Regions from separate parts of the Homo sapiens genome. Here region 1 is linked to region 2. Evidence: chromatin contacts called from ENCODE Hi-C or POLR2A ChIA-PET data. All regions are on one chromosome and are shown on one strand. Each heading gives the region's core, a stretch centred on a gene start or an enhancer-like site at or near the end of the contact. The rest is flanking DNA. Distances are from core to core; before and after follow the strand shown.

Region 1 (5,050 bases), core at 337-2,836, 600 kb after region 2:
CATGGGACCTTGCTTCGTCCTGGAGCCCCTGGCTCTGAATCTGAGTCTGGTGCAGGTACATCTGTATGGTGAGTTTGGTCACATGCCTGCACCCTCCTGTCTGAGAAATAGAGTTTCTGGCTCCTCTAGACAGTCAGGGACTGAGGAGGCAGGAGCTCCCCAAAGAAAAGATGTTTGAAGCACTGGACAAGAAGAAAGCGGGACGAATGTTCATTACAGGTAAATAAAGGTAAATTACTTTAAAGCTCAGACCGTCAGGTATCCCAAGGAGAGACGGCATGCGTGTGAGTGTCATGTGTGTGAGTATCATGCATGTGAGTGGTTCCATCCTTAGGAAGAAAAACATGGGAGGAACCTGCAGTGTGCAGCCTCTGTCCAGACCCACCTGCTGAGGGGCCCAGGCACCCCAAAGTATACCCTAAATATGATCAGATCCAGGGAGCATTGTGACTGAGTTTTCAGGTTAGCCTCTGTGCAACCTGACTTCCCATGGGCAGGGTGGAGTGCTGGGAGCATTGATTCAATTCTTCCCTTGAGCACTCTTCACCCCCATCTCTCTCCAGAAATGTACCGAGAGTCTAACTGCTCTATACTCTGGGAGGAACACGAACATGATTCCACCTCAGTTCCAAGCTTTCTGAGAACCATCCTGGGAACCAGCAAGCATGACAACTCTCCACCTTCTGCATCAGTCACTTGCAAGGAGGCCAGTGGGCACAGTTCATGCTACTGAGTGAGATGGCGCCCAGAGGCCAAGGCCAAGGGCAGGGCTGCATTTTCTGGTTCTTTTATATTTGTAGCAAGATACTCTTAGTGGAAGAGCCCAATATCTGGGCTTGCCTAAAAGTCTCCTTAGCTAGATCATTCAATTTATGAGCTTTCCATCTTGTTGCAGTGTTGCTTAATTTCTGCCTCTCCATAACAAGAATCACCTTTCTTCCAGTCTCTAATGCATTGTTCTCACTTTCCTATAAACCCTCACCAACATTCTCCTCCCACTACTGGCTTCTCCAGTGCCCTTTAGGCTTTCTCTGACACTTTCTTCAAAGTCCTTTCAGCTTCTGCCCTCTGCTCAGTTCCAAAGACGCTCCCACATTGGTAGGTTTATGTTCCATCAGCACCCCACTTCTGGTACTAAGCTTTATATCAGCTATCTACTGTTAGGCAACAGCCAAAACTTAGTGACTTAAAACAGACACAAACATATATTATCTTTCACAGTCTCTGTGAGTCGGGAATTCAGGAACAGCTTAGCTGGGTGTTCTGGCTCCAGGTCTCTCATGAGGTTGCAGTCTAGATATGAGCTGGGACAGTGGTCATCTGAAGGCTGGAATGAGGCTGGAGGATCCACTTCCAAGGTGGCTGACTCAGATGGTTGGCAAGTTGGTGCCGGCTGCGGCAAAGGCCTTGTTTTCTCTCCAGGTGGACCTCTCCACAAGGCTACTTGAGCAGCCTCACAACATGGTAGCTGCTTCCCCAGGGCAAGTGATCCAAGAGCAAAGGTTGAAGTCACAATGCCCTTATGACTTAGCCTTGGATGTGACACACCATCACTTCTGCAGTATTCTACTGGTAACACTGACCAGCTCTGATTCAGTTTGAGAAAAGAGGACACAAAAGCATGAATAACAGGAGGTAAGTTTCACTGAGGGCCTGTGGATCATCTGGGAGCTGTCTACCACCAATAGTCAAAAGAAAAAATTAGGTATAAATATATGCATACGTGTGTGTATATATATATGTATGTATAATTTTAAAAATATATATTTATTATAAAAGTAATTAATATTATTTGTAGAAATTTAAAAAAAATTTAGAGTAGCAAAAATAAGACAGTAAAGATTACCCCATAATAGCTCCATGCAGAGAAAAATCATTATCAACATTTTGGGGTATATCTTATCAGCCTGAACTTTAAACATTTTTACAAAAATGGAATAATACTGGACAAAATCTTTCATGCTATCAATTTTTTCATTTACTAGTACAGTCAAAAACACAGTTTTATTGCATCTTTTTTCATGGTAACATTATATTCCTGCCAGTGATTAAGATGTAATTGATTTTTCCAATGCGCTATTACTGGACATGTAAAGGTTCTCAAATTGTTACATCATTAACAAAACTGGAATGACCATCTTCAGAGCTAACTTGCTGTCTTTATCCCTGATCTTTCCTTAGGATGGATATAGAATACCAGCATCAGCAAGTGTACACGATTTAAAGCACATTTGGTATCTATTACCAAGCTGCCCTTCAGAGAGGTTGTCTCGTTACACATTCCACAGCTGTGACTGAGAAACCGTCTTGTCGCATTTGACAATCCAGGTTACTATCTAAAAACTTGAGTTTGTAAGAGCAACACGCCATGAGATAATATTCGTGCAAATGTAACTGACAAAAGACTAACATCCCATAATACTAGAGCACCTACAAACCAAGAAGATAAACATCCCATTGGGAAAGTGTAAAAATATGAACATAAAGTTTACAGAAGAAAAAACACAAATGGCTCATAAACACACAAAAAGATGATATTGCTTCCTGGTAATTGGGGAAATGCAAACAAAAACTACAATGAAATATCGTGGTATCGTGTATCAAATTTGCAGAGCATAAAATAGATTACATTCGCAACCAGCAACTACAACCCAACCTTCAGCCTCACTGGACTTCTTGCCATTCCCCAAACCATATCCACGCCCCTCTCCACAGGCTGTTCCTTCTGCCTGCATGCCCTCGATGGCACCAAGGGGGATGGGCACACTAACACAACTGCTGGGAATGGGAAAGTTTCAACCTCTTGGGAATAAAATCTAACAGTATTTATTGGAATGTAACCTGTGCATACTCCACAGCTGGGCCACTACCCTGCAAGAACCCCTCTGGCTGCTGCACAAAGCTCTTCTCTGCATCCTTTTTTATACTAGTGGAACCCTGGACACAGCCTGCATATGGATCAAAAGGGCAGTGGTTATAAATATACTATGGTCCATCTCTAGGCTAGACTGTGATGCAGTGGTTAAAGCCAAGTATTGCAGAAGAGTGATTAAGCATTCGTGCTCCAAAGCCAGATAGCCTAGGTTTCAATCCCAGCTTTGCCACTTACTTGCTGTGTGATCTTGTGCAACTCACTTAGCCTTTCTGTGTCACAGTTTCTCCATCTGTATAACGGACGATAACACTAGCCCCTACCTCATAGGGTCATTGTGAAGAGTAAATGAAATTAATATTGCCTATGTCACAGAGTGATCCTCCTCAAAATCTATTAGATGAAAAAAGAAATTTCTAGAAATTATCTACATACATATTCTGATGGGATTTGTGTAAAGAATTTAACCAACAAACCCATATTACACACACATACACACACACTCACACAGACACACTCACACACACACACACGCACTCACGTGCGTAGAAGTAGATCTAGGAAGATCCATGACACACATGCGAGGCAGGTGAATGGGGACATTAAAAGGAGGACTTCCACGTTTAATTCTGAATGGTCTATTTTATTTGTGCAATTTTTAAAAATCAAAGCAATAAATCACTGTAAAAGAAACCTGCCAGGTTTTGAGTCTTACCATTCTACCCCGGGCTCACCCTTCTCTCTCATTGAATCTCAGGTGTCTTCGGGATCATTTAGTTTAGAAGAGGAAGAAATGTCCCTGGACCCCACCAGTTGAACACTAATGCTCCTTTGGGGATTGCGCCCTCACTGTCTCTCTAAGCATCTGTGGATTGGGGTCTTGTCCCTGCGGGCTCCTCCCGCCTACTCAGAGTGCGCCCTCTGGTGGTGATAACTTGCAGTACTGCGCGCCCACAGCACGTGTGGGGAAGGCGAAAAGCTTTGCTGATTCTCCCAGGGGCCTCAGCCCAGGAGCCCTGGGCTTTGACTCTGGGTCTAGTGCTAGTGGTGGTACCAGATCTCTGTCCCTTGTCGAGGAAGGACACTCTCTATTTGTTTTTAAGTTGTCTCTATCTAGGATTGTCAGATTTAGCAACTAAAAACACAGGATGCCTGGTTAAATTTGAATTTTAGAGAAATCACAAATAACTTTTAGTATGAGTATGTTGCATGACATCTACTAATTTTACACAACTCATACTTATATTAAACAAAATTATTTGTGGTTTCTCTCAGGCTTAAATTCCACTGGGCGCCTGTGTCTTATCTTGTGACTGTGGGAGGAGATCTGTTGGGAAGCGGGTAGGGGAGGTGGTGAGAAAGGAAGGGAGAAGGCCTGGGTATGGTGTGTGATGGAAGGGCACGATGGTTCAGGCGAGTCTTTGGTTGCAGGAGACTGTAAATGGCATCTGCTCTCCAGGCAGCTGGAGCTGTCAGGCTGTAGAACAATGCTGCTCAGCCCTGGGAGCTTTGAAAACCTGACGTGTGGGTCTGATTCCCACAGATTCTGATGTCATTGGTTTGGTGGCATTGGGGTGAGGGTAGGCTCTGGCATTTTTTAAAGCCCCAGGCAATTCAAATGTGCAGCCAAGGTTGAGGACCACTACTCTAGGGGATCTGCAGTGTGTGCATGTGTGCGTGTGAGTGTGCATGTGCGTGTGTGCGCATGTGCGTGTGTGCACCCACTCGTGTATCCCAGATGCCTTCAGCTTGCATATTCCCAAGTTCACCAGTCTGGGGTCCTTCCCGAGAGCCTCCCAGTCCACATGTTATGGAAAAGCCTTGGGCCCTTTCCAAGATGTTTCTAGATTCCCCCAGGGCTTATATTTTACTGGTCATCCCTGGCTCTGATTTCCTGTTCACACTGAGCACTCCCATCTCATTCCTTTCTTCCCCCGGGACTGTGTTTTCTTTCTGCCTGTCAACTTAATGCTGGTCTTTCAATGACCACCAGCAGCTCACAGCTGTCAAGTTTAGCAGATGTTTCCTGCAGGTCTGCAGTTAACAAGAGGTGTCATCCCCAAAGTAAATGATTCTACACTGAAGTCCCCATCTGGGCGGGGAACTCCTGCTAGGAGGAATTTATCACTGGCCATTTCCTCCTCCAATTCCCTCTGCCTCATTTTTACTTCTAGGCCC
Region 2 (5,214 bases), core at 2,664-5,163:
ATGAATGGATAAACAAAACGTACTGTATACACACATGGAATATTATTCAGCCTTTAAAAGGAAGGGGACATTCTGACACTTGCACAACATGGATGAGTCTTGAGGATATTATGTTAAGTGAATAAGCCAGCCACAAAAGGACAAATGCCGTATGATTCCTCTTGAAGGAATCTAGAGTAGTCAAACTCACAGAGACAGAAAGTAGAATGGTGCTTGCCATGGGCTAGGGGGTGGAATATGGGAGGTGGTTGTTTTTTTGTTTGTTTGTTTTTTGAGACAGAGTCTTGCTTTATCACCAGGCTGGAGTGCAGTGGCGTGATCACAGCTTACTGCAGCCTTTACCTCCTGGGCTCAAGCAATCCTCCCACCTCACCCTCCGCAGCAGCTGGAACTACAGGCATGCACCATCATGCCCAGCTAATTTTTTGTTTAAATTTTTTGTAGAGATGGGGGTCTCACTACTGCACCTGGCCAGAAGTGGTTGTTGAAGGGATATGAAAAAGTTCTGGGCTGGGTGCAGTGGCTCACGCCTGTAATCCCAGCACTTTGGGATGCCAAGGCGGGCAAATCTCCTGAGGTCAGGAGTTTGAGACCAGCCTGGGCAACATGGTAAAACCCCGTCTCCAACTAAAAATACAAAAATTAGCTGGGTGTGGTGGTGCATGCTTGTAGTCCCAGCTACTTGGGAGGCTGAGGCAGGAGAATCGTTTGAACCCAGGAGGCGAAGGTTGCAGTGAGCCAAGACCACACCAACCTGGATGACAGCGAGACCCTGTCTCTAAATAAATTAATAAAAATAAATTAAAAGGTTAAGATAGTAACTTTTATGTTACCTGTATTTTACCATTTTTAAAAGGAAAGGGCCTGACTGCGGCAGCTCATACCTGTAATCCTAGCATTTTGGGAGGCCAAGGCAGGAGGATTCCTTGAGGCCGGAGTTCGAGACCAGCCTGGGCAACATGGTGAAACCCCATCTCTACACACACATACACACACACACACACACACACATACACAAGCACACACACGCACACACACAATTAGGCCAGCATAGTGGCATGCGCCTGTAGTCCTAGCTACTATGGAGGCCGAGGTGGGAAGATCCCTTGAGCCCAGGAGTTCAAGGCAGTAGTAAGCTATGATTGTACCACCATATGCCAGCCTGGGTGACAGAGCACGACTCTGCCTCAAAAAAAAGAAAGAAAGGGGCTGGGCATGGTGGCTCACTCCTATTATCCCAGCACTTTGGGAGGCCGAGGTGGGCGGATCACTTGAGGTCAGGAGTTTGAGACCAGCCTGGCCAACATGGTGAAACCCCATCTCTCCTAAAAATACAAAAAAAAAAAAATAGCCTGGTGTGGTGGAGGGCGCTGGTAAATCCCAGCTACTCAGGAGGCTGCAGCAGGAGAATCGCTTGAACCAGGGAGGTGGAGGTTGCAGCGAGCCATTGTCATGCTACTGCACTCCAGCCTGGGCAACAGAGTGAGATTCCATCAAAAAAAGAAAAAAGAAAGAAAGAAAGAGAGAGGAAGGAAGGAAGGAAGGAAGGAAGGAAGGAAGGAAGGAAGGAAGGAGAAAGTAGAAATGAACTTCTTTCTCTAATTTTGTTCTGACCTCATCCCTTCTTAGCTACTCAATTCAGTTGCACAGTTATTTATTGAGCACATTCTATGTATAAAGTCCTCCCGGAAACAAAGATCAGTGAAACAGTGCCTATTCTCAAGGAGTTGGCCCTCTAGTAGAGGGTTGGTCAAGATACATATACAACAAGGCCAAAGAGATGCGCTAACAGGATGAAATGGGTCTTGGAGAAGGCGGTGTTTGGGCTAGAACTTAAGGACCATAGGATTTCTGCTGGGGCTAAGTTTTGGGGAAGCATTATGAGCACAAAGGAGACAAACTAGTTTTCTACATTGCTGATCAGGTTAAAGGCTTAGAATCATGTCCGAAAAGTTGGTACAGATGTTGAAGATTATTGGTCCAGTTTCCCGTTTAATACAGGAATCCATTCTACTTGATGAAAGAAATCAGGAGTTAATGCAATGTGGCTACTGCAAGGAAACCATGGTCCCTGGTAAAGCACATTGCATTTAAAGACCTGCTTTCTATCTTGCTTTCACCTGTAAGCTTTATCATCAAGCTCCTCAACCTCTCTGAGAACTGGCTTCCTTGTCTATTCCAAGCTTGGCGCATACTATAACTAACATATGTGAAAATTCTCAGCAAGCGTTCTAAGCCCTGTTTATCAGCTCAGCACGGTGGCTTATGCCAGTAATCCCGGCACTTTGGGAGGCTGAGGTGGAGGATCCCTTCAGGCCAGGAGTTTAAGACCCACCGGGGCAACATAGCGAGGCTCTGTCTCTACAAAACATTTTAAAAATTAGCTGGTGTGGTGGTGCACACCTGTAGTCCCAGCTCCTCAGGAGGCTGAGGCAGAAGGATGGCTTGAGCCCGGGAGTTCCAGGCAGCAGTGAGCTATGGAGCACCACTGCACTCCAGCCTGGGTGACAGAGCAAGGCCCTGTCTCAAAAAACAAACAAACAAACAAAACTGTTTTACCTTTCTTTTTCTTTCTTTCTTTTTTTTTTTTTTTTTGAGGCAGAGTTTCACTCTGTCGCCAAGGCTGGAGTGCAGTGGTGCGATCTCAGCTCATTATAACCTCTGCCTCCCAGGGATTCAAGCGGTTCTTGTTCCTCAGCCTCCTGAGTGGCTGGGACTACAGGTGCATACCTGGCCAATTTTTGTATTTTTAGTAGAGATGGGATTTCACCATGTTGCCCAGGCTAGTCTTGAACTACTGACCTCAGGTGATCTGCCCGCCTCGGCCTCCCAAAGTGCTGGGATTACAGGTGTGAGCCACCATGCCTGGCCTGTTTTTCTTCTTACCATTCTGGCTAATTTCTACTTGTCTTTCAAGGCTCAGCAAGGACGAGTTGGGTAGAAAGCCTTGCAGGGTCGTCCACTTACTTTCACACTGCATTGAGTCGCCTGTTTGCAAGGTCATCTGCTCCCCAGAATGTGAACTCCCTCAGGGGTGCCTGATTGACTTCTGTAACTCCAGAGCCTGGCACAGCACACAAGATAAATAGTGGTGCGCTAGTTAAGAGCTCTGGCCTTGAAAATCAGATAATCAGGGGTTGAATCCTGGCCCTGCCACTTACTATGTGACTTTGGGCAAGATCCTTATCCTCTTCCCTGGGCCTCAGTTTCTTCAACTGCAAAGTGGGGATAATAATTACAATTACCTCATAGGCTGAAGTGAGGAGTTCAACACGGGCTCATGCACTTTTTTTTTTTTCTTTTGAGACAGAGTGTTGTTCTGTTGCCCAGGCTGGAGTGCAGTGGCGCAATCTCGGCTCACTGCAACCTCCACCTCCCGAGTTCAATTGATTCTCCTGCCTCAGCCTCCTGAGTAGCTGGGACCACAGGCGCGCACCACCACACCCAGCTAATTTTTGTATTTTTAGTAGAGACAGGGTTACACCATGTTGGCCAGGCTGGTCTCGAACTCCTGACCTCAAGTGATCCGCCTGCCTCAGCCTGCCAAAGTGCTGGGATTACAGGCGTGAGCCACCGCACCCGGCCTGGGGCTCATGAACTTAAAGATCATGGCCCAGTGCCAGGCACACGGGAATTCAGAATAGTAAGGGACAACTATTGTTAAGTTCTCTATGTCTGTTGCATAAGTAGATGAGGCTGTAGATAACTACACTCTTTGTCTAAAAGGGCCAAGTTCTCATCAGAACACTTTGCTGAGCCCCGGGTGACCGAATCCCTAGCTCTGGGGTGAGCGACATGCCTCCAAGGAGCTGCAGCCAGGAGACAGCCAGGCGAAGGCGGGGCTCTGCCTCTGGGCTCCCCGAGGGGCGGAGGCCGGCGCGCGGGTCACGTGGGGGCGCGGGAGGCGGGGCTTGCACACGCTGGTCACGCGGTCAGCTATTGACACTTCCTGGTGGGATCCGAGTGAGGCGACGGGGTAGGGGTTGGCGCTCAGGCGGCGACCATGGCGTATCACGGCCTCACTGTGCCTCTCATTGTGATGAGCGTGTTCTGGGGCTTCGTCGGCTTCTTGGTGCCTTGGTTCATCCCTAAGGGTCCTAACCGGGGGTAAGTGCGTGAGGCCCGCCTTGGGAGGAACGGGCGGTGAGGAGCTAGCAGGCCGGGGCGGGGAAAGGCACGACCCCCACACGGGTCAGAGAACGTTGCATGGGCGCCCCCCGCGCTGCAGAGTCAGGCCCCCGACCCGGCGGAACTCCTTGTGTTCCTTTTCGCAGCAGCTTCAGTGTCCTCCGGCCTGAGCGAGTGGAGGGTGACCTTTGGTGGACCCCCCTTGGAAACGAGTTTCAGGGGAATTTTTTCTCATCATAGTCCTGTGTGGGGAGGTGCAGTCGGAAATGAGCAGGCCGAATCTGGGAGAAACTGGGGTTTGTCCCTAGTCGACTGTCCCCCTTTAGCCCTGCCTTCCACCCACATGAGGCCTCGTTTGCCTGAACTTAAGGATCAAATAAATAAAACAGAAATTGGCTTCTCTGCCTCCCATGCTGTCGCGGTTGCGTACAGAACAAGCTCCTTCGACAACATTGAGCCCAGGCCTTGCATCTAGTGGGCGCCAGGAGGCGGTTGGGGCCTGATCTAAAGCGAGATTAATTACCAAAGAGCAGGAGGTATTGTTGAGAAACCCCTGCGTCATGCCTTTTGGAGGGCGCTCCGGCTCTTGTATGTGAGTGTAAGAAGTGCTTAGAATGATTGGCTAAGAAAGATTTTGTTTTTCCAGACTTCTTTGTTGGTTAGAGCTTTGTCTCTTTTGGAATTAAACTTTTTAACTGTAGTATAAAATAGAGGCTTAATCTTCAAAGGAGCCTTGGAACACCCTCTTCCTGGTTCCTCTTTTGCTTCTCAGTCATTTTTTTCTCAGTTCAAGATGATGAGAGGTGAAACTTCGACTGAAGTCAGTTTGTCAGAAACACCATCTCTTGCTTTATTCTTGAACCTAATTGGTGGCTTCATAGTGCCTGGTTTTCATAGTACCTTGTATGCACAGGAGGCACCCAATAAATACCTGTTGAGTGAATAGTTCTATTGTCTTTATTAAAAGAAAAAGATTTTTGGCCAGGTGCCGTGGCTCACGCCTGTAATCCCAGCACTTTGGGAGGCCAAGGCGGGCGGATCACGAGGTCAGGAGATCGAGACCATCCTGGCTAACACGGTGAAACC

What was found. A loop is a pair of places that touch in the nucleus more often than their neighbours do. ChIA-PET counts read pairs that join two places held with the same protein, here RNA polymerase II (POLR2A). Pooled maps may share reads with other maps.
Region 1: a map of GM12878 shows a loop between it and region 2 (2.0-fold over the local background). The contact joins the promoter of LINC02995 here to the promoter of ATP6V0E1 in region 2. A Hi-C loop is called at or near these places in 12 of 168 maps with a recorded cell type or tissue (CD4-positive, alpha-beta T cell, CD4-positive, alpha-beta memory T cell, CD8-positive, alpha-beta T cell and 8 more), 7 of 37 single-sample maps with no recorded cell type and 22 of 50 pooled maps. POLR2A ChIA-PET finds 5 or more read pairs at or near these places in 2 of 52 experiments (Panc1 and activated B cell).

The regions. Positions count from the first base shown.
Region 1 is chr5:173,578,048-173,583,097 of GRCh38, forward strand. It overlaps LINC02995 (long intergenic non-protein coding RNA 2995), which reads left to right and starts at 1,587. Exons shown (of 4, transcript NR_027108.2): 1 at 1,587-1,635; 2 at 2,182-2,328.
Region 2 is chr5:172,979,858-172,985,071 of GRCh38, forward strand. ATP6V0E1 (ATPase H+ transporting V0 subunit e1) reads left to right here and starts at 3,914. Exons shown (of 4, transcript NM_003945.4): 1 at 3,914-4,107. The coding sequence starts at 4,004. RefSeq lists an enhancer at 3,729-4,023 and a silencer at 3,789-3,968.